2 separate regions of the Homo sapiens genome follow, and region 1 is linked to region 2. A link is a loop called in an ENCODE intact Hi-C map of the cell type or tissue named here. Cell type or tissue: heart right ventricle. All regions are shown on one strand. Each heading gives the region's core, and the rest is flanking DNA. Links, peaks and the distances in the headings are about the cores only.

Region 1 (10,197 bases), core at 986-8,985, 59 kb after region 2:
ATACTAAATTCAATCATGCTTAGCTTTTGATTTAAAGTGAGAGATGTGCAACTCCTCCTTTTATGTGAACCCTAATTAGAGGCCAGTGAAGGGTTAATTGGCCTAATTTCAATCTTGCTGTGTTTTAGTTGTTAGGGAGGCCCGAGGAGGGAGAGACAGGAGAATGGCTGGTTGGTGGAGCAGTCAGAACATACACAACATTTATCGATTAAGTCCACTTTCTTATATGGGTTTGGTTCATGGCACCCCAAAACAATACAATAGTAACATCAAAGATCACTGATCACAGATCACCATAACAGATATAATAATTTTCAAAAGTCTGAAACAATGTGAGAATTACTCCTTGCACCTGGGCAGCTTTTCCGAGCTCTGGGGCAGTGGGTGGGTGGGTGGGGCTGGTTTGTCACAAATCCTAGGCTTCTGCTTTCCCTTGTTGCTTATCTGAAAAAGTTTGAAATAATGTGAGCCTTACCAAAGCTCACATGGAATCATGAAGTGGGCACTTGTTGGAAAAATGGTGCCAATAGACTTGTTGGATGCAGGGTTGCCACAAAACTTCAATGCATAAACAAACAAACAAACAAACAAAAAACCCCACCAGTATCTGCAAAGCAAAATAAAGTGAAATTCAATAAAACAAGGTATTCCTGTAATCAGAGTCCCCCTCCCATTAGCACTGACACATCTCTCCTAGGATCAGCCAGGCCTCGGACCACACTGGGAAGGTACAAAAAAGACAATGATCTGGAGATGACAAAGCCTAAAGAATCAAAAAAATTAGAAGATTGATGTCATCCTGGATGGGAGGAGGGGTTAAAGGGAACACAAAAAGGAGAACTGAGCAATGAGGAATGCAGGACAGCTCTCTAGGTGGCCTTGGATGAACCAAGTTCTCCACACTTTCTTGCTTGTAGTTCTGAGGAATAACTGTAGAACATGCTGGGAATGCAACATCCTGAAATATGGAAGAAGGGGCCAAAACATCCCAGGTGCTGTTCCAGTCCCTCCTAGAAACAGGATGTCCATCAAGGCTTTATCCTAGCAAGTCATGAGACTCTGGCGTATAAAACCCAGGGTGGGCTGCTTACCAGGGTCCCTGAGCTGTGGGGCAAGTGAGGCATGCACAGACGAGACTTCATTTATTCTGGGCCGATTTTCTGAGCTTTGGGGGGCTGGTTTGTCACAAATCCTAGGCTTCTGCTGTTCCTTGCTGCCTATGTGTAAGTAATAAACCCATTTCATGGTGCTCACGTGTTTGGGAGTGCTCTGTCTCATTGAAGTCAGGCAAGTAGAGTGATGGCAGCAGCAGGCCATGAAGAGTGGCCACTTGCATCATGCTGGCTGCAGTGGGGAGGTGTGGGCTGTGGTGGCAGGAGGCTGTGGGAGCAGCAGTGGTGGCAGTGCGGCCCCTGTGTCCTGTGTTCCTGAGGCAGCCGACTGCACCACCCCCGTCCTCACATGGCCAGGCAAGACCTGCTCCCAGGCCCAGAGCCTCCACTGTAGCCTCAACCTCACTCCCCAATGCATCTTGGGAGCCTGCAAACACCCAGCCAAAGGTGCAGCCAGGACTCATGGGACCAGCCCCAAAAGCATGGAGTTTATTCATGTGGGGTTGGCCAGGGCACCTCATCCACCATCACTGCAGGGAAAGTGCAGAGAGGAGGTGAGCAGTCCCCAAAGCCCACCCCTGGGAGCCCCCCGGAGCCTGCTGCCCTGGGAGCTGGCACAATGGTGCCAGGCTGAGTCACCTATCGGTGGGAGAGTAGTGCAGCCATGAACAGAGGGGTGGGCAGAGACAGACCCTGAGGTGGAGTGGGGCCTGGGATGGTGCTGCACTCCACAGAGCTGGCAGGAGCTCCCCAAGGGCAAATGCAGCCACCCAAGCTGTGGCTGCAGACCTGGGCATCCCTAAGCTCTCGGGGGCCAGAAGCAGGCAACGGCCCCACCCTCCTGGGCACAGCTGCAGCTGCCCAAGCTGCAGCTGCAGACCTAGGCATCTCTGCACTCTCAGGGACCCAGGAAGGGTCCCCCCTGTCTCCAGTAGGCTTGGAAGTGCCTGATCCCACTGTCTGGCTTCTCTCTGCTGTCAACACCTACTCCAATCACACAGCAAAGCTGAGGCCGAGCCCAAGCACTGTCATAACCTGGCTGAGTATGTGCACACTCGGGACAGCGGTGACACACCAGCCCCCTGCCCACTTGGCCCCCTCTGGACTTTGGGCACCAACAAGCACAGGAGGGAGGCTGAAGAGGGGCTGAGGGCAGCTCGGTGCTGGCCTGCAGGTACCCTTCAGCATAAAGAGCCTGGGCACTACGAACAGTGGCAAGAGGCAGACAGGCTCCTGGGCAGAAAGGGGCAGGTCCCCAGTGAAGCCCCACCTTCAAGCTGGGGAAGGCCTGAAGCCTGGGAACCAAGCTGCCAGTCCCATGGACCAGAGTGGGTACTTACAGTGCTTTTTCTGGGCCTGCCCATGGCCACCCATGGACCCATCGGCATGCACTTTCTCCCCTCTAAGGCCCATAAAAAACCCTGGACTCAGCCACACCAGAAGAGATGACGGGACAACCAGCTGCAGAAGGGAGCTACCCTCTCTGCTGAGAGCTCAAGAGATGATGGGACAACCTGCCTGCAGAGAGGAGCTACCCTCTCTGCTGAAAGCTGAACACTCATCGGGACACCATGGCTATGTAGAGGAGCTACCGACTGTGGGTTTCCTCTGAGCTGTTCTATTGTTCAATAAAGCTCCTCTTCGTCTTGCTCACCCTCCACTTGTCTGTGTACCTCATTCTTCCTGGACACAGGACAAGAACTCAGTACCCACCAAATGGGGTTGCTAAAAGAGCTGTAACACAAACAGGGCTGAAACATGTCCCTTGCTCACCACGTTGTGGGTGACAAGAAAAAGAGAAGAGAGAAGGAGAGAGGAGCTGTAGCCACAGACCTAGGAGCTCCCTGAGCCAGGGCTGTGACACCCCCTTTAGGGCTCTGTGGTTCCTGGCATCTCCGAGCTTCCAGGCACCACCGCATTTTCTGGTGTGAGCTGTGGAAGCTGCTTATGGTATGCTTGGTCCAGCTCCAGCCTTGCAGGGAGCTGGCATCCATGCCAGTGCCTGGAACTGCCCGCCCCACCACAGCCAGTGTGTCTGGCTATGGACAGTGGCCAGACCCCACGCTCACTCACGGACCCCTTGCCACTTCATGCCTGGCTTGCCTTGGCAAGTGTGGGATTCAGGCCAGTAGTGTGAGCTGGGCACTGTCTGACAGGCTGAGTGGGTAGAACAAGCCCAGAAGGCCAGAGCAAAACTCAGGCAAAGGCACCACTGGTCATAGAGGTTTCTGGCTGGCAAAGCAACACCCCAGGGATTCTGTAAGGGTGCAGCCTGAGATGCAGTGGGCCGAAGTGGTAACCAGTGCACAGTGAACCTGCTTTGTAAGGGGCACGACATATGAGGCAAAAAAGCTAAAATACTGTTTTAATGTTCAACTGCCTTAAACAAATGTGGAATTTGAAGGAGAATTCAGGGAGGTCATCTTGGTCTCACACTGGGGGTTATTAGAAAGTGATCTCAACTGAAAAGCTGGCAAAGAAAGTTTGAATCCTTGGCTCTGTAAGCAGCACCTTCCCTCTGGGCTTCATCTTCTGCCTGTATACGAAGCCAGGTACAGACTTTGTTGTCTCATACAGAACCTCCAGTGGACATCCAAGCTGATGTCAAGAAATGTTCGTTTCTTTTTGGAAAAGGAAGATAGTTATGGCATAAGGAGATCCACTTACAGTTGAACAGGACCAGCAACTCTGTTGAGTCAGCATGAGCACCTGTATGTATGTATGGAACTATAAGAAAGTATAAATTATATACTATTCTCAATTATAGCTCAGTGGTAGAGCATTTAACTGTAGATCAAGAGGTCCCTGGATCAACTCTGGGTGCCCCCTTTAAAGAATTCATTTTCCTCCTTGAGCCGAACTGACAAAATCGAGTTTTACTTGAGTAGAGACCATAGTGCAGTCCACTCACAGAAGGAAGCTGATGAGCTTATGAAACAGTGCCTTTATGACCTTCTTCCTATGGCCATCCCCTACAATTCAGGATCCAACCAGGTGCTCAGCACTGCCTTAGAGACCAAGGACAAGACCAAGTCCATCCCAATACCCTCCTTGAAGGTATGTTTCCTAGTGCCCCACTGGTAGCTATTTCTGTATCATTCAGGGTCCAGTTCTGAGACAAAAACTGCACCAGTTACTTTAGCAGAGAGAATTCAACATAATTGTGGAGGAATGTTTTAGTTTTCTAGGGCTGCCCTAACAAAGCACCACGATATATGAGGCAAAAAAGCTAAAATACTGTTTTAAAGTTCAACTGCCTTAAACAAATGTGGAATTTGAAGGAGAATTCAGGGAGGTCGTCCTGGTTTCACACGGTGGGTGGCGGTGGGGGGTGGGGGGCGGTCATTAAAAAGTGATCTTAGCTGAAAAGCTGGCAAATCCAGTATCCAGAAAATGTGGGTTCTATCTTTGAAGTGTTGCAGGCTTGGCCAAACCATTGGGCATTTTGAGTCTCTGTTTGCAGGCCCCGGCACAAAACCCACAACATAGGTGTCACTAGAGAGCCTTCCAGCTGTCGGGGGACTGCTCCCCAGATCCCTGCACTTACTCAGGAACTGAGAGTGGAGAGGTGGCAGAGCTGTGGGAGAAGGAACTGGTTGCTTCCTCTAAGACAGGGTGTTGAGTTGGCAGCAAGTCAGGCCTTGTAACTCAGAAACCCATCCTGAAGCGGAATCTAGGACAGCAGGTCTGGGTGTGGCTGCACAGGGAAAGGTTGTTAATTGGACCTTACTAATGTAACTGGGGGTATAGCTCAGGGGTAGAGCATTTGACTGCAGATCAAGAGGTCCCCAGTTCAAATCTGGGTGCCCCCTAGCATTTTAAACATGAAAGGTGGTAAAGGAGTCCTAGTTTATTTTCCCATTGCTGAGCCCAGTTTCTGAGTCTCTGTGCAAAGGCTGAAGAATCAGAGGACACCCTCCCCCACTGAGCAGTTGGCGTTTCTCTCAGCTCCCACTCCTCTGATCTTCCCAATACCCCCTCGCCTGGTCCTTGGGCTTTGCAATATATACCTTGATCTTCTGGCCATGGGTGAGAACTAGGTCCTTTAGAGGGTAGCTGGTGAGAAATATGAAATCACCCACTGCTGGCCAGAAGATAGTGTGGTAACACATTCAATGAGAGGAAATAACAGCCAGGTCAGAATTCTGTTCCCTGAAAAACGATTCTTCAAGAATAAACAATTGCTGAGAAAAATTACCACCAACAGATCCTTACTAAAGAAAATTCCAGGCCGGGCGCAGTGGCTCAGGCCTGTAATCCCCGCACTTTGGGAGGCCAAGGCAGGTGGAGTTCAAGACCAGCCTGGCCAAGAAGGTGAAACCCCGTCTCTACTAAAAATACAAAATTTAGCCAGGCGTGGTGGCGGGTGTCTGTAATCCCAGCTACTCAGGAGGCTGAAGTAGGAGAATTGCTTGAACCGGGGAGGCGGAGCCTGCAGTGAGCCGAGATCGTGCCACTGCACTCCAGCCTGGGCGACAGGGCGAGACTCCATCTCAGAAAAAAAAAAGAAAAAGAAAAATTCCAAAATATGTACTTTAGAGAAAAGTAAAATGATCCCAGATAGGAGGACTGAGATACGAAAAGAGTGTTAAACAGGGAAATCGGTAGATATGTAAGTAAATCTAAATTTCATTGACCATATAACATCACATTAATGTCTAACTTACAGGTTTTTTAAAATATAAAACTAAAATACTGGTCACAATAACATATAAGGAAAGAGCTGATCCAAGTTTAAGTATTATAATATCTTTATGTAATTTGGGAGGAGGACAAAGATGATTAACTGTAGACTTTTTAAATTTGCTTGCAGAAATTCCTAGTGTATCATTTTGTAAAGTTGTGGCTTTGCCAAGCAAAGGGAGGTAAGGGGAGGGAGAGCACATGCTTGAAGAGCAAATAAATGAAGTGGAAAAAAATTGTAGTTAATCCAAAAGAAGGCTGCAAATAAAAAATAAAAGAAAAATGGGACAAGTGGAAAGCAGTCAGTTGGACTCAATCCTGATAAACTGTACTGGGCGAATGCTGTATTCATTTCCCAGGGCTGCTGTGATAAAATCACACACACTGAGTTGTTTTAAACAACAGAACTGTATTTTCTCACAGTTCTGGAGGCCAGGAATCTGAAATCAAGTTGTCGGCAAGGCCACAGTCTCTCTGAAGACTCCAGGGGAGAATGTGTTCCAGGTCTTTTTCTCAGCTCCCAGTGTTGCTGGCAATCCTTGCTGTTCTTTGGCTGTAGAAGCATCACTCCAGGCTCTGCCTCTGTTCCCACGTGACGTTCTTGTGTCTGTGTCTTCACATGGTGTGCTCCTCTGTGTGTGTCTGTCTCTGCCTCTTCTTCTCTTCTTATAAGAACACCAGCAATATTGGATTAAGGCCCACCCTAATGACCTCATCTTAATTTGATTACATTTGCAAAGACCCTATTTCCAAATAAGATCACATTCACAAGTATGCAATGTGAGGAGAAGTTAGGACTTCAACACATCCATTGCGAGGACACAGTTCAACCCATAACAAATGGTACTCCTCGAAAATTCACAACCACCCTGAAATTCAGAATATTACATTTGGAAAATTCACACATAATGTTGCATGTAACTGAGAGTCTCACCCTGTCATCTAGGCTGGAATACAGTGCTGTGATCATACCTCACTGCAGCCTCTAATTCCTGGGCTCAAGAAATTCTGCCACCTCAGCCTCCCAAGTAGTTGGAACTACAGGCATGCACCACCACACCCAGCTAATTTATTATTGTTGTTTTTTGTAGAGATGCGGTCTTGCTATGTTGTCCAGGCTGGTCTCTCACTCTTTTTTTTGAGACAGAGTCTTGCTCTGTCACCCAGGCTGGAGTGCATGGCATGATCTCGGCTCACTGCAAGCTCCACCTCCCAGGTTCATGCCGTTCTTCTGCCTCAGCCTCCTGTGTAGCTAGGACTACAGGTGCCCGTCACCACGCCCGCCTAAGTTTTTGTATTTTTAGTAAAGACCGGATTACACCATGTTGGCCAGGATGGTTTCGATCTCCTGACCTTGTGATCCGCCCGCCTCGGCCTCCCAAAGTGCTGGGATTACAGGTGTGAGCCACCGCACCCGGCCATCTCTCACTCTTGACCTCAAGCAATCCTCCTGCTTCAGCCTCCAAAAGTGCTGGGATTACAGGTGTGAGCTACAATGCCCTGCCTCCTCTCAAGGTTTTATGCTTTTTCTAAGTAGAGCATTTCCCATATTTTGTTAGAGTTATTCCTAGATGTTTGAAATTTTTATGCTATAATAAATGTTATCTTTTATACAATTTAAATTTCTTACTGTGGCTGAAATATAGAAATATAATTGAGAGGTTTGTTCTCAATTTTTATTATTGTGGTTAAAAAAACCTATATCATTTACCCTCTTAACCACTTTTAAGTGTATGATTCAGTGGTATTAAAAACATTCATGGCTGGGCGCAGTGGCTCGCACTTGTAATCCCAGCACTTTGGGAGGCCAATGCAGGCAATCACCTGAGGTCAGGAGTTTGAGACCAGCCTGGCCAACATAGTGAAACCCCGTTTCTACTAAAAATACAAAAAATTAGCCAGGCGTGGTGGTGCACGCTTGTAATCCCAGCTACTCAGGAGGCTGAGGTAGGAAAATCGCTTGAACCCAGGAGGCGGAGGTTGCAGTAAGCTGAGATCACACCATTGCACTCCAGCTTGGGCAACAAGAGCGAAACTCCATCTCAAAAAAAAAAAAAATTCATAATGTTGTGCAACCATCATCACCATACATCTCCAGAACTCCTTTCATCTTGTAAAACTGAAATATTATACCCATTAAATAGTAACTCCCCATTCTCCACTGCCCCCAGCCGCTGGCAACCACCATTTTACTTTCCATCTCTATGATTTTGACTACTCTAAGTATCTCATATATGTAGAATAACACAGTATTTGTCTTTTTGTGATTGGTTTATTCCACTCACCATAATGTCCTCAAGGTTCATCCACATTGTGGCATGTGTCAGAATTTCCCTTTCTTGTAAGGCTGAATAGTATTCCATTGTATGGACAGACCACATTTTGCTTATCCATTCATCCTCCAATGAACACTTGGGCTACTTCCATGTTTCAACTGTAGTGAACGATGCTGCTATGAACACAGGGGTAAATATCTCTTCAAGACCTTGCTTTCAATTTTTTTGGGTATATATCCAGAAGTGGAATGGCTGGATCATATGATAATTCTATCTTTAATTTTTTGAGGAAACACCATACTGTTTTCCACAGCAGCTGTACCCGTTTACATTCCACCAATAGTGTACAAGGGTTTCAAGTTCTCCACATCCTTGTCAATACTTGTTATTTTCTGTTTTTGTGATAGTAGCAGTCCTACTGGGTATAAGGTGGTATCTCATTGTAGTTTTGACTTGCATTTCCCTAATGAATGGTGATGTTGAGCATCTTTTCATGTGATTTTTAGCCACTTGTATACCATCTTTGGAGAAATGTCTATTCAAGTCTTTTGCCCATTTTTTCAAGTCGTTTGTTTTTGGAGTTGTTGAGTTTTAACAGTTCTCTGTATACTCTGGATATTAATCCAGTATCAGATACAGTTGTCCCTTTGTGTCTGTAGGGTATTTGTTCCAGGAACACCCATAGATCCCAAAATCTGTGGCTGCTCATGTCCCTTAGATAAAATGACATAGCATTTGCATATAACCTATGCACATCCTTCTGCATTTTTTTTTTTTTTGAGATGGAGTCTTGCTCTGTCACCCAGGCTGGAGTACAGTGGCGCTATCTTGGCTCACTGCAACCTTCGCCTCCCAGGTTTGAGCTATTCTCCTGCCTCAGCCTCCCAAGTAACTGGGATTACAGGCACGTGCCCCCATGCCTGGCTAATTTTTGTATTTTTAGTAGAAATGGGGTTTCACCATGTTGGCCAGGCTGGTCTCGAACTCCTGACCTCAAGTGATCCACCCACCTCAGCCTCCCAAAGTCCTGGGATTACAGGCGTGAGCCATCTCGCCCAGCCACCCTCCTGCATATTTCAAATCATCTCTAGATTACTTATAAAAGCTAATGCAATGTCTACACATCACTTCATTTTCATGGGTTCAATGTAGTACTCAGCAAGTGACAAATTCAAGTTTTGCTTTTTGAAACTTTATGAATTTTTTGTCCAAATATTCTCGACCTGTATTTGGTTGAATCCATAGATGTGGAACCCACAAATGTGGAAGGTTAACTGTATATGATTTGCAAGTATTTTCTCCTATTCTCTGGGTTGCCTTTTCACTCTGTTGATATTATCTTTTGATGCACAAAGCTTTTTAACTTTAATGAAGCCCAATTTGTCTACTTTGTCTTTTGCTGCACTTGTCTTTAATGTTATATCTAAGAAAGGATTGTCAAATCTAATGCTGTGAAGATTTTGCCTTATATTTTCTTCTAAAACTTTTATAGTTCAATGGCCAGGCATGGTGGCTCATGCCTGTAATCCCTGCACTTTTGGAGGCCAAGGTGGGCAGATCACTTGAGGTCAGGAGTTTGAGACCAGCCAGGCCAACATGATGAAACCATGTCTCTACTAAAAATACAAAAATTACGTGGGCATGGTGGCACATGCCTGTAATCTCAGCTAATTGGGAGGCTGAGGCAGGAGAATTGCTTGAACCCGGGAGGCAGAGATTGCAGTGAGCCGAGGTCACAGCACTTTACCCTAGCCTGGCCAACAGAGTGAGACTCCATCTCAAAAAATAAATGAATAAATAAAAGTTTTATAGTTTAGGTCTTAAATTTAGGCTTTTGCTAATTTTGAGTTGATTTTTGTATATAGTGTTAAGTCAGGGTGCAACTGCATTCTTTTCCATGTGGATAGTCAATTCCCAGCAACATCTGTTGAAACGACTGTCTTATCCCCCACTGAATGGTCCTGGCACCCTTGTCAAAAAATCACTTGATCATATACACAAAGATTTATTTTGGGGCACTCTATTCTATTCCACTGATTATATGTCTATCTTCATGTCAATAACACACTGTTTTGGTTGCTGTAGCCTTGTAATAAGCTTTAAAACCAGGAAGCATGAGTCTTTCA
Region 2 (10,197 bases), core at 982-8,981:
GATAGTGTATATGAGCCTCCAACATAAACACTCAGCACACATGAGCCATTATTTCTATCTCAGATTCACCCGTCCTCACATGGAGAGGGCAGGACTGGGAATGAGGTGGTAACTCTTTCAGATCCCAGTGTTCAGCTCTCTGTTCTTCCAGTTATCCAACCTTTACTAGAAAAGATGGAAAAAATATAGTATTGTGGAAACAGCCCTGGACTTGGACAGAGAGGTCTTGAAATTGAGTTCCTTGGAAATTTTCTGAGGCTGTGTCCTCATGTGCAAAATGGAATTAATTATTCCTATAGAAGCATAAATGAGGCCAGGCATGGTGGCTCACACCTGTAATCCTGGCACTTTGGGAGACTGAGGCAGGAGGACTGCTTGAGCCCAGGAGTTCAAGACCAGCCTGGTCAACAGAGCGAGACCCTGTCTCCAACAACAACAACAACAAATCCAGATGATGTGGTGGTGCAGCAGGCCTGTAGTCCCAGCTACTTGAGAGGCTGAGATGGGAGGGTCGCTTGAGCCTAGGAGTTTGAGGTTACAGTGAGCCATGATCACGCCACTGCATTCCTGAGCAACGGGGCAAGACCTTGGTTCTTTAAAAAAAAAAAAAAAAAAAAAGGCACTTGAATGAGTACGTTATGTGTAAATTATAATGCACTTATTTCCCAAATTAGCATTCCTTGGAGTCTTTTTTGTCTTATCTAGGCAATTACGTACTAATTATGTCAAAAGGAAATGATATTGCTTGTAATTACTAGAAGAGATATGCTTAAATTTGTAATATTTATGGGTTTTTCTGATTTTCAAAGTGATACATTTTATTGCAGAAAATGTGAAGAATATAGAGGAATATAAAGAAAAACATTCTGAAATCACCCATAACCCCTATATTCATGCTTTAGTCTTCACATGTGTGCCCTGGAGCAAACAGTGCACGTGAAGGGCATCCTCACCGAACTGAGATGCCCTTAGGTGGGTGATCCAGGAAGCTGACAGGTAGGTGGCTTCCTAGAAGGCCACGGAGAGGACCTGTGCCAGTTCCACGCACTGATGCTTGTTTGACTGAGTCCTGGGAGTGGCTGGATGGGAGGGAGGGCACAAGAAGGGGCTATGGCCCTAAATAGGGCATTTAACTATAGATTAAGAGCTTCCAATTTGAATTGAGGTGCTTCTGGGGGCCCTTAAACTTAAAAAATAATTTCTTAGTGGTTTAGGAAAATAAAACAATTACTGAAAATACCAAAAAGTATAAAGAAGAAATAGTCACTAACAATCTCACCATGGAGCTAGGAGATATTAGGATCTCAAAATATTTCTTTTTACCTTTTTGTTTGGTTGATTCTACTTATTTTTACCTTTGAGATAATACCCACTCTCATTTAACATCGTGATTCCCAACCGTGGCTGCACACTGGAATCCCCTGACAGCACAAACTATCAGTGTCTGGGTATCACTCTAGATATTCTGATTCAACTGATCTGCCCCCTCGTACCTGCATTAGTACTTTTAAAACCTCCCTAGGTGATTCTAAGGTAGTCAGAATCGAGAACCACTGACTTAAGATGTAATTCACATTTTCTTGTGAATTATATCAAACATTTTAAATAGCTAGTTTTCTATCATGTAGATATGCCAGTTTCTTAACCACCTCTCTAATATTAGGCATTTCTGCTTCTATTTGTTTAATTATTATTATTATTATTATTATTATTATTTTTTGAGACAGGGTCTTCCTCTGTGGCCCAGGCTAGAGTGCAGTGGTGCAATCTTGGCTCACTGCAACCTCTGCCTCCCGGGTTCAAGCTATTCTCCCACCTCAGCCTCCTGAGTAGCTGGGATCACAGGCACGCACCACCACAGGCCGGCTAATGTTTGTATTTTTAGTAGAGACGGGGGTTTCACCATATTGGTCAGGCTGGTGTCAAACTCCCGACCTCAGGTGATCTAGCCGCCTCGGCCTCCCAAAGTGCTGGGATTACAGGCATGAGCCACTGCGCCCTGCCATCTATTTGCTTAAATATTTTAAATAACACTTAAGAGCACTTAAATATCTTTGAGCCAACATTTGTTCATGTTTCACGCTTTTTCTGGGCTGGGTTCATAGAAACAGAATTACTACTAGGTCAAAGGGAATTGTTTGAACTTATCTCTTATTTTATACTGCCTTTCCTCTCGAGAGAGATTATACCAAGCCCAGGCATGGTGGCTCAGGCCTGTAATCCCAGAACTTTGGGAGGCCAAAACAGGTGGATTGCTTGAGGTCAAGAGTTGGAGACCAGCCTGGCCAACATGGTGAAACCCTTTCTCCACTAAAATACAAAAATTCGCCGGGCATGGTGGCGGGCACCTGTAATCCCAGCTACTTTGGGAGGCTGAGGCTGAGGATCTCAGCTCACTGCAACCCAGGTGGTGGAGGTTGCAATAAGCCAAGACTGCGACACTGCGCTCTAGCCTGGGCGATAGAGCAAGACTCCATCTCAAAAAATAAAAATAAAAATAAAAAATTGTACCAGTTTACAGGCCTAAAATAGTATGGACTTACCATACCCTTGCCAGTATGAGGATTGCTACTTTAATTTTTGTCCATTTCAATACAGGAAAAATGTTAAATGGTGTTGTTTTCATTTGCATGTCTTTGGTTTTACTAAGATTTATTTTGACTTACTAACACTTATACTTTTCTATCAACTACTATTATACTATTTCCTTTTGTGAATTGTCTTTTGATGGCCTTTGCTATTACATGTGGGCTCTTTACTTATTAAGGATATTAATTTGTAATATTTTGACTGTCCTACATGACAGAAATATTTTCCCAACTTGGTATTAACCTTTTGATTTTGTTTACATACCTGAACCTTTAATGTTTATATAGCCGAATCTATTGGTATTTTCTGTTGGGATTTGTTCCATTGTGTATTAGAAAGTCCTTCAGAAATCAGTTAGATGCAATTTATACTGTCTTATGCTTTTATTTGATATTTTATATGTAATAATTTAATCCACTTGGACTTTATTTTGGTATATAATATGAAGTTTAGTTGCCACTTTAATTTTCCCAAATGGCCAACTAAGTCTCCCAGTAGAATATATGTAAATGACGCTTCCTTTCCCCTATGAATTTGTGATGTGTAAAACACGGTGGTTGAGTGTATGGACTCTGTTGCCAGACCACTTAAGTCTGCATTTCCACTTACCAACCATTTGACGTTGGACAGCTTTTTCAACGTTTCTCATTTTTCTCATTTGTAAAATTGGGACACCAGTCATAGCGCCTGGTGTCTCAGCTTTCTCATTTGTAAAATTGGGACACCAGTCATAGCGCCAGCCTTACGGAGTCGCTGTGAACACAACTGCTCTGTAAAAGTGAGTGACGCTCTTTCATTCAGTTCGTGCGTGGACTATGGTGTGCTCCCAGGTCTGCGTTCCAGGTGTTCTGTCCCCGCACCGAGTCCATTCTTGTGTCCTGGCAGATGCTGATGTGTAGTGGGGCAGGCTCTCTCCCGCTGCTGTCACTTTTTGGTTTTCTTGGCCTCCATCTCCTATTTTGCTTTAGGAAATAAATGGCCTACCTTTTCTTCACTGCTCCGGGCCCTCCATTTTCATCGCAGATAAGCAGTTAGTTGAAAAAGACAATGCTTGCATCAGATAAAGGCCTAAGAAGGTCTTCGTGGTTTGCGGGGAGAAGAATTGGTGTGGGGAAGGGCCATGAGTGACGTCAGAGGATCTTGGGAAGAGGACAGAGGTGGAGAATAAAGATGAGAGCAAAAAGGGAAAGAGCCCAAAAGGGACGGATAAAGAAAAGGTTCGAGGTGACGGCGGCCGAAGGAGTAAACGCCGTGAGCCGGGGCTGTCACCCCGGGGTTTCTTCCCAAACTCGGGGAAGAAAGTGCGTTGGAGTGTGACGGTAAAAGCGCAAAGGTCCGAACTGGCCGCCGGAGAAAAGCGCCGCCCAAAGCGCGGACCCTGCAGTGCTGTACGCGGCTTGCGTGCGGCTGACTACGAAGACGTGAGTGACGCTTTCCTCCCGTGTGACGGGGGTATAGCTTAGCGGTAGAGCATTTGACTGCAGATCAAGAGGTCCCCGGTTCAAATCCGGGTGCCCCCTGAATAGTGGCTTTTAGAGGTTTCTTGGCTCTAGCAAGACCTGCTTCCACAGCACACTGATTTCCAAAGACCATGCCGGGTAAATCCGCGTTCCCTCTGCGCAATGACTTTTAGAGGTTCTCAGTCTCTAGCAAGACCTGCATACATAGCACACCGATAGCAAAAGACCCTGCAGCCCCACTGGAACTGAAATATAGGACCGTCTTTACCTTCACACTCCCAGAGAGGGCTGGTTTCCCATCACACATTTCTTCTGACCTAAGTGTGGGGGTTAGCCAGGTTCTCTTGGAGAGGCAGGATCTCCAGCGGCTGCTCCTGGAAAGGTGTAGAAAAGCCCCGCGGGTTTCCGGGCTTCAGCAGTACCTCGCATCTCACACACCTGCGCCCCTGGAGCCACAGTCAGGTTCCCAGCCACATATATTGTTCAAGTAAGGATGATTTGGAGAGGAGTATAATTCTGAGTATGATTTGTTTTAGTATTTTGGTAGACCAAATATTGAATAGCGATTCTATTCAATAGCTATTTTCAAAAACACTCGCAGAAAGTGCTCAACAGCTATTTTCAAAAACACTTGCAGAAAGTGCATACATACTACCATAACTAAATATTTTATTATACTAAATCAGCTGTTACAAAAAAATAATTTAGTTTATTTGCATATATACCACCTAAAAAAACACCTCACACTTTATCTGAATTGGTAGACTATCCCAGCCTGTTTGGATGGACTTGTGAGTTGTGTGTACACCACATCCGGTTCCAACGACATCCTGCTGAATCTTCTTGGGATTTACTAAAGACTTCCTTGCCAAGAACATTGTTTTTATCACAGTGCTGTGCTCCCCAAATCGCACCCTTGTATCGTTGCTGCACAAAGAGTTCTACCTTCAATATTGCACTTTTAAACGGAGTACACCAGTATTCACAATAATGGCAACTGTTTCATCTTTTATAAAGTGAACTTCCAAAAGCTTTGGTTCCATTAATTAGATGCCAGGACTACAGACCTGAAAGGGGATTGTCCTCAATAACAGACTGATGTTCACCTTTTTAATAATGGCTTTGTAGTTTCTCAACTTCATTAATCACCAGCTTACCAACTCATTATTCCCCAGGATAATGTTTTCCTCAGAAAGGTTTATCTCCATTGGCTGGTGGGGAGGGTGCACTGGAAGGAGGAGAAAGTCAAAGTAGGGTGGTCCATGCTCCTCCTGAGGTGTGAGATTGAGATTCTGGAGCAGAAATCAAAACCTTGGAGTCATAGTCTTTTTTTTTTTTTTCTTTTGAGACAGGGTCTTGCTCTGTTGCCCAGGCAGGAGTGCAACAGCACAATCATGGCTCGCTGCAGCCTCAACCACCTGGGTTCAAACAGTCCTCCCACCTGAGTCTCCAGAGTACCTGAAACTACAGGCGATTTCTTTTTCTTTTTCAAGGACGGTTTAAAATTTTTTTTTATTTTAGGGTTGGGGGTACATGTGAAGGTTTGTTACATACATAAACACATTTCACAGGGGTTTGTTGTACATATTATCACATCACCCAGGTATTAAGCTCAGTATTCAATAGCGATCTTTTCTGCTCCTCCCCCTCCTCCCCCCCTCCCCCTCCTCCCCCCTCCCCCCTCCCCCCCAGGTAGACCGCAGTGTCTGTTGTTTCCTTCTTTGTCTTCATAAGTTCTTATCATTTAGCTCCTACCTATAAGTGAGAACATGCGGATTTGGTTTTCCATTCCTGCATTACCTTGCTAAGGATGATGGCCTCCAGCTCCATCCATGTTCCTGCAAAAGACATGATCTCATTCTTTTTTTGACTGCATAATATTCCATGGTGCATATGTACCACATTTTCTTTATCCACTCTATCATTGATGGGCATTTAGGTTGTTTCCATGTGTTTGCTATTGTGAGCAGTGCTGCAATAAACATTTGTGTGCATGTGTCTTTATGGTAGAATGCTATACATTGCTCTAGCTATATTCTCGGTAGTGGGATCAAATGGTAGTTCTGCTTTTAGCTCTTTGAGGAATCGCCATACTGCTTTCCACAATGGTTGAACTAATTTACACTCCCACCAACAGTATATAAGGGTTCCTTTTCTCCGCAACCTCACCAGCATGTGTTATTTTTTGACTTTTTAGTAATAGCCATTCTGACTGGTGTGAGATGGTATCTCATTGTGGTTTTGATTTGCATTCTTCTAATGATCAGTGATGATATTCAGCTTTTTTGCCCATACTTGTTGGCCGCATGTATGTCTTCTTTTGAGACCTGTCCATGTGTTCATGTCTGTTCATGCCCTTTGCCCACTTTTTTTTTTTTTTTTTTTTTTTTGAGACGGAGTCTTGCTCTGTCACCCAGGCTGGAGTGCAGTGGCGCCATCTCGGCTCACTGCAAGCTCCGCCTCCTGGGTTCACGCCATTCTGCTGCCTCAGCCTCCCCAGCAGCTGGGACTACAGGCGCACGCCGCCACACCTGGCTAATTTTTTTTGTATTTTTAGTAGAGACGGGGTTTCACGTGTTAGCCAGGATGGTCTTGATCTCCTGACCTCGTGATCTGCCCGCCTCGGCCTCCCAAAGTGCTGGGATTACAGGCTTGAGCCACCGTGCCCGACTGACCTTTGCCCGCTTTTTAATGGGGTTGTTTGTTTTTCTCTTGTAAATTTGTTTAAGTTCCTTATAGACCTTTGATGGATGCATAGTTTGCAAATATTTTATCCCGTTCTGTAGGTTGTCTGTTTACCCTGTTGATGGTTTGCTGTGCAGAAGCTCTTAAGTTTAATTAGATCCCATTTGCCAATTTTTGCTTTTGTTGTGATGGCTTTTGGTGTCTTTCTCATGAAATCTTTGCCCATTCCCATGTCCAAGATGGTATTTCCTAGGTTGTCTTTCAGGGTTTTTATAATTTTCAGTTTTACATTTAAGTCTTTTTTTTTTTTTTTTTTTTTTTTTACATTTAAGTCCTTAATCCATTTTGAGTTGATTTTTGTATATGGTGTAAGGAAGGGATCCAGCTTCAATCTTCTGCATATTGCTAGCCAATTATCCCAGCACCATTTATTTAATAGAGAGTCCTTTCCCCCTTGTTTGTTTTTGTCAACTTTGTCAAAGATCACATGGTCATAGATGTGCAGCCTTATTTCTGGGCTCTCTGTTCTGTTCCACTGATCTATGTGCCTGTTTTAGTAACAGTACCGTGCTGTTTTTGTCACTGTAGCCTTATAGTATAGTTTGAAGTTGGGTAATGTGATTCCTCTAGCTTTGTTCTTTTTGCTTAGGGTTGCCTTGGCAATTCAGTCCCTTTTTTGGTTCCATATAAATTTTAAAGTATTTTTTCTAGTTTTCTGAAGAACGTCATTGGTAGTTTAGTAGGAATAGCATTGAATCTATAAATTGCTTTGGGCAGTATAGCCATATTAATAATATTGATTCTTCCTATCCATGAGCATGAGATGTTTTTCTATTTGTTTCTGTGTTCTCTGATCTCTTTTGATCAGTGTTTTGTAATTCTCATTGTAGAGATGTTTCACCTCCCTGGTTAGCTATAAGAGATAGAAAAATTCCCAGACATTTACACTCTCCTAAGACTGAGCCAGGAAGAAATTAATTCCCTGAACAGAACAATAAGGAGCTCCAAAATTGAATCAGTAATAATAGCCTACCAACCCAAAAAAGCCCAGGACCTGATGGATTTGCAGCTGAATTCTACCAGATGTACAAATAAGAGTTGGTATCATTCCTACAGAAACTATTCCAGAAAATTGAGGCATAGGGGCTTCTCCCTAGCTCATTCTATGAGGCCAGCATCATCTTGATACCAAAACCTGGCAGAGACACAACAAAAAAATAAAACTTCAGGCCAATATTCTTGATGAACATCAATGCAAAAATCCTCAACAAAATACTTGCAAACAGAATCCAGCAGCACATCAAAAAGCTAATCCACTGTGATTAAGGAGGCTTCATCCCTGGGATACAAGGATGGTTCAACATACAAAAATCAATGAATGTGATTCATCACATAAACAGAACTAAAGACAAAAAACACATGATTATCTCAATAGACGCAGAAATGGCTTTTGAGAAAATTCAATATCCCTTCATGTTAAAAACTCTCAATAAACTAGGTACTGAAGGAATATACCTCAAAATAATAAGAGCCATTAATGACAAACCCACAGCCAATATCATTCTGAATGGGTAAAAGCTGGAAACATTCCCCTTGAAAACCAGCACAAGACAAGGATGTCCTCTCTCACCACTTATATTCAACATAGTATGGGAAGTCCTAGCCAGAGCAATCAGGCAAGAGAAAGAAATAAAGGACATCCAAATAGGAAGAGAGGAAGTCAAACTATCTCTGTTTGCAGACGACATGATTCTATATCTAGAAAACCCCATATTCTTGGCCCAAAAGCTTCGTCAGCTGATAACTTCAGCAAACTTGCGGGCTACAAAATCAATATACAAAAATTGCTAGCATTCCTATATACCAACAATAACCAAACTGAGAACCAAATCAGAAAAGCAATCCCATTCACAATTGCCACAAAAAAAAAAAACAAAAAAATACCCAGGTGATTTGTATGTTTTGTAGATACAGGGTCTTGCTTTGTTGCCTGGGCTGGTCTCAAACTCCTGGGTTCAAGCAGTCCCCCTGCCACCACCTCCCAAAGTGCCGGGATTACAGGCCCGAGCAACTGCGCCCAGCTTGGAGTCATAGCCCTGACCATTGTCAACAGCCCAATCAGACACAGGCAGGCCTCTGAGTCTCTTTCCAGGTGGGTGGCATGGAGGAGGCAGCTAGATCCGTGTTTTCCAGCAGTCCCTGAACTCTCCGAAGAATTTTTCTATTCAAATTTTAATCACAATCTTAGCATTTTTAATATGGGCATTCTAGGACTTGTTTGGGTGGACACTTTACAACAAAAAGCTGTTTCTAGGCACTGTGTGCTTGGGTGTGCCTGTACGCGTGTGTTTGTGATTCACTTGTCACCATGTGGTGCTTTAATACCTGTGGTGGCAAAAGAACAGAAGCTCAACTAAGTCCACAAGAGAGGGAAGTGAGAGTTGTGCTCACAGAGGCGGTTTCCCAGACGTGCTGGGGCCCAGCGGGTCTTCACAGGCTTGTGAGGGACAGCCTCACAAACACATTACACAGAGCCTGTTAGTTCTAGCGAGTTAGTTTCCTCTGAATGAAACTAATTATTTGAGTGTTATTTGATTTATGATTTCATTTGTAATGATTTCTAAAAAAAAATTGGTTTTTTTGAGAGACAAGAGTCTTGCTCTGTTGCCCTGGCTGGAGTGCAGTGGTGTGATCTTGACTCACTGCAACCTCCGCCTCCTGAGTTCAAGTGATTCTCCTGCCTCAGCCTCCCGAGTAGCTGGGACTACAGGCACATGTGAGCATGCCCAGCTAATTTTTGTAATTTTAGTAGAGACGGGTTTCACCACATTAGCCAGGCTGGTCTTAAACTCCTGACCTCAGGTGATCCACCCGCCTCAGCCTCCCAAAGTGCTGGGATTACAGGCCTGAGCCACCACCCATGGCAGGATTTCTAAAATTATTTTGTTTTTATAGCCGTATAAAACTGTTAAGTACAGGGCATTTGTATGTAGTTTTGTGTACATATGTGTATACAGATCTAAGAACTAAACTAAATAAACTAAGAAATAAACTAAAATAAAATTAACTCTGGGGCTCTAAGAGAAATGTTTCTCTTTTGAAAGTGTACAAGAAACCAGCAAAGAGGTTACATGCTGGCCAGGTGACAACTTGTACATTTTAAACTCTGAGCCACGTGAAGTCGTTACTCATACAAAAGCTAACTAATTCACACATTTAGAAAACCTCAGTTTAAATGTTCTGACTTTCCCAAAAGCAAATGCGATAAAAACAAAGATAAATAGCCGGGACTTAATTAAACTAAACAGCTTTTGCATGGCAAAACAAACAGTTAGCAGAGTAAACAGACAACCCATAGAGTGGGAGAAAATCTTTGTAATCTATACAAAGATTATTAATATCCAGAATCTATGAGGAACTCAAACAAATTAGCAAGAAAAAAATAAATAATCCCATCAGAAAT

Evidence for each region. Peaks named below come from ENCODE experiments on the same cell type or tissue, not always from the same donor. Only the 100,000 strongest peaks of a DNase experiment are listed, where the experiment ranks them.
Region 1: a loop joins it to region 2, with 4 times the contacts of the local background. A loop is called at or near these places in 3 of 110 quality-filtered maps.

Annotation. Positions count from the first base shown.
Region 1 is chr7:149,350,402-149,360,598 of GRCh38, reverse strand. It overlaps TRC-GCA13-1 (tRNA-Cys (anticodon GCA) 13-1), which reads left to right and starts at 4,853; the gene lies at 4,853-4,924. It also overlaps the pseudogene TRY-GTA11-1. In heart right ventricle, for the core only: no CTCF peak of the experiment used is centred there; no DNase peak of the experiment used is centred there.
Region 2 is chr7:149,409,050-149,419,246 of GRCh38, reverse strand. It overlaps TRC-GCA11-1 (tRNA-Cys (anticodon GCA) 11-1), which reads left to right and starts at 4,038; the gene lies at 4,038-4,109. RefSeq lists an enhancer at 3,696-3,915. In heart right ventricle, for the core only: no CTCF peak of the experiment used is centred there; a DNase peak (open chromatin) is centred at 3,996; H3K4me3 peaks cover 1,040 bases; H3K27me3 peaks cover 307 bases.